Linked DNA regions of Homo sapiens: region 1 is linked to region 2. Evidence: chromatin contacts called from ENCODE Hi-C or POLR2A ChIA-PET data. All regions are on one chromosome and are shown on one strand. The core of a region is the stretch at or near the end of the contact, and the rest is flanking DNA. Distances in the headings are between cores, read along the strand shown. Region 1 holds the start of CEACAM5 (CEA cell adhesion molecule 5). Region 2 holds the start of FCGBP (Fc gamma binding protein).

What was found. A loop is a pair of places that touch in the nucleus more often than their neighbours do. ChIA-PET counts read pairs that join two places held with the same protein, here RNA polymerase II (POLR2A).
Region 1: a loop to region 2 is called in a map of vagina, with 17 times the contacts of the local background. The contact joins the promoter of CEACAM5 here to the promoter of FCGBP in region 2. A Hi-C loop is called at or near these places in 1 of 168 maps with a recorded cell type or tissue (vagina). POLR2A ChIA-PET finds 5 or more read pairs at or near these places in 1 of 52 experiments (endothelial cell of umbilical vein).

The regions. Positions count from the first base shown.
Region 1 is chr19:41,707,176-41,709,875 of GRCh38, reverse strand. It overlaps CEACAM5 (CEA cell adhesion molecule 5), which reads right to left and starts at 1,250. Exons shown (of 10, transcript NM_004363.6): 1 at 1,081-1,250; 2 at 1-196. The coding sequence starts at 1,144.
Region 2 is chr19:39,933,250-39,935,949 of GRCh38, reverse strand. FCGBP (Fc gamma binding protein) reads left to right here and starts at 1,316. Exons shown (of 36, transcript NM_003890.3): 1 at 1,316-1,386. The coding sequence starts at 1,332.

The DNA of each region.
Region 1 (2,700 bases), core at 1-2,500, 1.8 Mb before region 2:
TGAGTTCCTATTACATATCCTATAATTTGACGGTTGCCATCCACTCTTTCACCTTTGTACCAGCTGTAGCCAAAAAGATGCTGGGGCAGATTGTGGACAAGTAGAAGCACCTCCTTCCCCTCTGCGACATTGAACGGCGTGGATTCAATAGTGAGCTTGGCAGTGGTGGGCGGGTTCCAGAAGGTTAGAAGTGAGGCTAGGAGAGAGCAGAGAGCATCGGTCAATATTGGGACCTATGCATTAGGGTGGAAAAATGGGGTCCTGGGTCCTGAGCAGGTCTCTTCATCCCCCAGCCCTGGAGTGAGTGAGTGTGTGTGTGTGTGTGTGTGTGTGTGTGTCCTACTAGGTCAAGGTCAGCAGTGTGTCTCCTATTTCCTTAGCACCTCTGACCTTGGCATTTCCCTGTGTGGAATCTGCTTTTCCAGGGGTCTTCACGGCTCCCTCCCCATTGCCTTCAGGTCCTGCTCACATCAGGGCATTCTTGGGAGATCCCTTCCCTGACACCTCCTCTAGAGACCCTGGGTCTTCCTTTTCTGACCTTTCCCTGCTCTATTCCCTCCAGGGCTCTTGTCAACACCTGACCTCACATTCTAGATCTCTTTGTATGTCTGTCTTCCTCCCCATGAGAGCATGAGCTTCATGAGGGCAGGGATTTGTGTGATCTTGGTTGCACCCCAGTGCCTGGGACAGGCTGCAGATTCCTGTGGATGAGTTCATGAGGGTTCCCAGGGCCCTCCACAGCCTGGGGCTTATTTTCCAATGTCCGCGGTAGGCGGATGAGGACAGTGTTTCATGCCCTGGTTATGTTTTTATTTAAAGTGTCATCTGATGCAGTTATTATGATTTTTAAAAACGTAGTGGCCAGTGACAATTAACTAGGAAAATAGAACTCTTGAGGTTTTCCTGCCCCTTTCCAATTCCAGTTCAATTTGATTTTTCTGGTGTGACTCCTGTCCCTCTCTGATGTCCTCTTCCCTATTCAGGCTCCAACAGGAGCCCTCTGTCCGTCTCACAGCCCTGTCCTACCCAGGAGACCCCAGCTCCCTCCTCCCACCCTCTCCCAGGTTGTCCTCCCTTCACCTGTGAGCAGGAGCCTCTGCCAGGGGATGCACCATCTGTGGGGAGGGGCCGAGGGAGACTCCATGGTCTCTGCTGTCTGCTCTGTCCTCCTCTGTGGAGAAGAGCTTGAGTTCCAGGAACGTTTTGTCAAGGCTGCTGTGACTGTCTGGTCTGCTGTCCTTCCTCCCTCTGCCCTGAGTCTCTTCCTAGGGCAGGAGTACTTCTCAGCATCACGTGGGTCATGGGTGTGGTCTTTATTCAGGTGTCCTCTGTCCCCTCCCCTCTCATTTCTGCCTCTTTTGTCCCTCCTCTTTTTTCCCTTCTATTTTCAGTTCCTCAGACAAATCTTTTCGGCAAGGTGGATGGACCCCCATCCCCTGGGAGGACAACCTGTCTTCCCCAGTGCTGACCTCTGCTGTGTTCTGTCCTTGGGTCTGTCACACCAGGGGGATTATTTTCCTTTGTGACAGAGAAACCCAGCAGGGTCCCGGGTCTCCCCATGCTCTCCAGGGCTCTGGGAAGGTGGGATGATGCCCAACAGGAAGGTGACAGAGGTGGCTCTGGGGGCTAGAAAAAGGCTCACTGGGTGGTGGCTGGGGAGGGACCAGCCCTCTGTCTCCAGTACCACCAACCCCGCCACTGACCCAGGGATGGAGACCCAGGCCCAGAGGTCTCAGGAGTCCCCAGATCCTGCATGTGGAGGGGGAGGTGTCTTGTGTGTCCTGGAAAGAGAGGACTGTGGTGGAGGGAGGTGGGTGACTCTGGGCTCTGCTGTCCTTGGGGAAGGCTCCAGGGGGACCCTCCCTCTCCGTGTCTGTTGGCTGAGCTGCGGCTCAGGGCCTGTCCATGTTCTCCCTGACAGTCCTGGGTGGTCTCTGTCCTCTGCGAGGCTGACTGTCCTGTGATCACCCCACCTTCCCCATGGTGGTACCAGGAGGGAGTCTGGAGTTGCACAGGGACCCCTGGCAGAACAGGGTCCTCATAGGACCCAGAAAGGAACAGAGCAGGTATGTGGGAGAGATCAGAAGGGTCTGTTGGAGCAAGGGATGGAAACCAGGCTCCACCTCCACTTCCTTAGCAAAGCCAGGTTCCTGTCCAGGGGAATCCGTTTCCTGAGTGATGTCTGTGTGCAATGTCACCCCCTGGAGGGCAAGAGGAGACCTCCGGCCTTGTCTGGAACTGCCCTAGGGATGCTGACCAGGGTCGACGTGGTGTGAGCTGACCCTGAACTCTGGATTAGGCTGCAGGGTCAGGCCGGAGGATCTATTCCCTGCAGGCCTCTGTCCTCCCTTCTGAAGCTCTGGGGGTTGAGGCCTCATTCCTGGGGCAGCCGCGGGCACTTGCTGGCCTCCTCCCATGCTGGTGCCAGTGCCCCTGTGTCCACATGGAACAGACTCTGACTGCTGGGGGCCACACGGAGGTGATATGCTTCTTTTTAGAGATCTCCCACACATTTAACCAGTATTTATGGAGCATCTGTTCCGTGTCAGGCACTGGGCTGGGCCCTGGGATTCCACAGAGAGCAGGACAGACGTGGTCCCTGTCACAGAGTTTTCCTGTAACCGGGAGACAGGCGCTCAGTGAACTTCATGGGACTGAGGAGTTAATGGTAATGACAGGGCTGTGAGGTGACAGCATAGG
Region 2 (2,700 bases), core at 67-2,566:
CCTGCTAAGAGCAAACCCTCCCTACACACAAAAAAACTCCAAAACCAACAGGTCCTGGCTCTTCCTCAGTCCTCACAGGCTGGGGAGTCCCTGGCCACCTATATCCTGTTTCCAGCACCACTGAGGAGCAGGTGTCTGGGATCAGAAGTAGAATCTGGGTGTCTGTGTGGAACCAGGAAACAGAGGCCATTGTCCCTTCTTCACACACCGCCTCAGTCCCAGTGCCCACCTGCAGCCTGGCCTGCGCCCACACCAGAGGAGGCTGCCCCCCAGCTCTACAGTCCTTGAGAATTTTTTTACATCTCTGGGACGTAAAGATGCCCAGAGAGGCTGGTTTTGGTGTTCCCATTTTGCAGATGAGAAACCGCAGACGCCCCACTGGGCTGCGGTGGAGGTCTTGTGTCCCACTCCATAGCCTCAGACTCCTGCCCATCCCAGACACCTGCCCCTAGTGGTGTCTGGAAGCAGGATGTGGGTGGCTAGGGACTCCCCAGCCTGTGGGGACTGAGAAGGAACCAGGACCCGGATATGGGTCCCTCACTGTTGTTCCTGGCAGGAGCCAAAGGAAGGAACCTAGCCACTAAGCCAGCAAATATGACCACATGCCACCTCCCACCCTCACTGCCCACACCCCCACCCTACCCCACCTCCACCCAGGGACCCAGGTGCTCATCTGCCTGCTCCCCAGCTGTCTCCCTCAGGGACCCCACCCTTCCAGGACCAAACTCTCCAGAAGGCTTCCAGGGAATGGCCACCAGCTGTCCTCACTCCCTTCTTGGAACCCAGGCATCCAGAATCACTGTCCCTCCTTCCCAGGCCTTCACAGTTTCCCATTTCATCTGGCCATGAGGATGGCAGCCTCCTCCAGGAAGTTGGCATCATCTGCCTGGCACGTGGCCCAGGGTGTGGCCCAGAAACTCCACTATATAGCCCTGCCACAGGGCTGGCCCTGCAGCTCCAGGGACCTGCAGGTGAGAAGGGCTGGGGTCCCCTTTGGAAGTGGGACAGCAGGTCCCCTACTCTTGCCCCTGACTGTAGGCCTCCTCATCCTACCCCTAGACCCACAAGACAGCCAACTCTCCACCCCGTCCCTGGCTTCTGCCCTCCCCAACCCACCTCCAGACCCGCTGGACAGCCAGCCTCCCCTATACACACACACTGGTCCTTGGATCCATACCCCCTGGCCCAATCTGCCCGACTTCTTTCCCCACCTCAGCCTTCATGGTCCCAGGTGGCCCTTGTCATGAGAGTGGGCCCTTCTGCCCAGGACAGTCTCCAGCAGAGGCGGTGGATCAGCCTTCTATGATCCTTTCTCTTTTCCTACTGCAGCCATGGGTGCCCTATGGAGCTGGTGGATACTCTGGGCTGGAGCAACCCTCCTGTGGGGTAAGTCAGACCAAGACCCTCTCCATGTCCTTGTTCCAATCTGGGGAACTCTGCGTGGGTCCACGCCTTCCATGTGTGCCTCCTCCACATGTCACCCCAGGCTAGCTGAGACAGGAGAGAGGCCCTTAGGCTCTGCAGGGGGATGTGGTAGAATTCACCAATTCTCACCCTTTTCTGGATGGGAGCACAGGCAAAAACCTTAGTCCCCAAACTCAAGTGTGCAAGAACTTTCTTGGTTTTCTGCAACTCAACTAAGGTTTTGACTCTGAGCCTCATTCTGCTAAGTTGATGGAAAATTTCACGAAAGTCATTCTTGGAGGGTGTTGTCCCCACTTCTCCCAGGGATGTGTCCAGAACTAAAATTTTGGATAAAGCCAAAGTACTGGGGGGAGGATGGGATATGAGGACCCTCTCGTCACCAGTCAGCATCCATCTAGGTTACTTTTGAAATGTCCATTGTTCCTGATCCCCTGGCCCCCTGGGATATCCTTCAAAGCCCCCTTTATATGGAAGGTGGTCATTCCATAGCCCCCACACTCTCTTCAAGATTCCTTAGACCTCTCTCTCCTCAGCCCCAGGGACGCTCTTCCTAGTTGGGGGTGGTCAGAAGCCCCCACTGCCATCTATTTCTAGGAGACAATTCATTCACCCTTCCATAATCCCCTTCTTCTCTTTATCCCCTTTTCACAAACCCCCAAGTCCCATTATTATTATTATTATTATTATTATTATTATTATTATTTGAGATGGAGTTTCACTCTTGTTGCCTAGACTGGAGTGCAATGGTGTGATCTCAGCTAATTGCAACCTCCACCTCCTGGGTTCAAGCGATTCTCCTGCCTCAGCCTCCCTAGTAGCTGGGATTACAGGCGCCCCATGCCACCATGTCCGGCTAATTTTGCATTTTTAGTAGAGATGGAATTTCACCACGTTGGTCAGTCTGCTCATGAACTCCCGACCTCAAGTGATCCACCCGCGTTGGCTTCCCAAAGTGCTGGGATTACAGGCAAGAGCCACCGCGCCTGGCCCCCACAAGTCCTATTAAGACAAAAACCAGCTGGGTACAGTTGGTCACGTCTGTAATCCCAGCACTTCGGGAGGCTGATGCAGGAGGATCACTTGAGCCCAGGAGTTCAAGACCAGCTTGGGCAACAAAGTGAGACCCTGCCTCTAGAAAAAAATTAAAAAATGAGCCAGGCACACAGTGCGTGCCTGTGGTCCCAGCTATACCAGAAGCTGAGACAGGAGGATCCCTTGAGCCCAGGAGGTTGAGGCTGCAGTGTGTTGTGTTTAAGCCACTGCACTCCAGTTTGT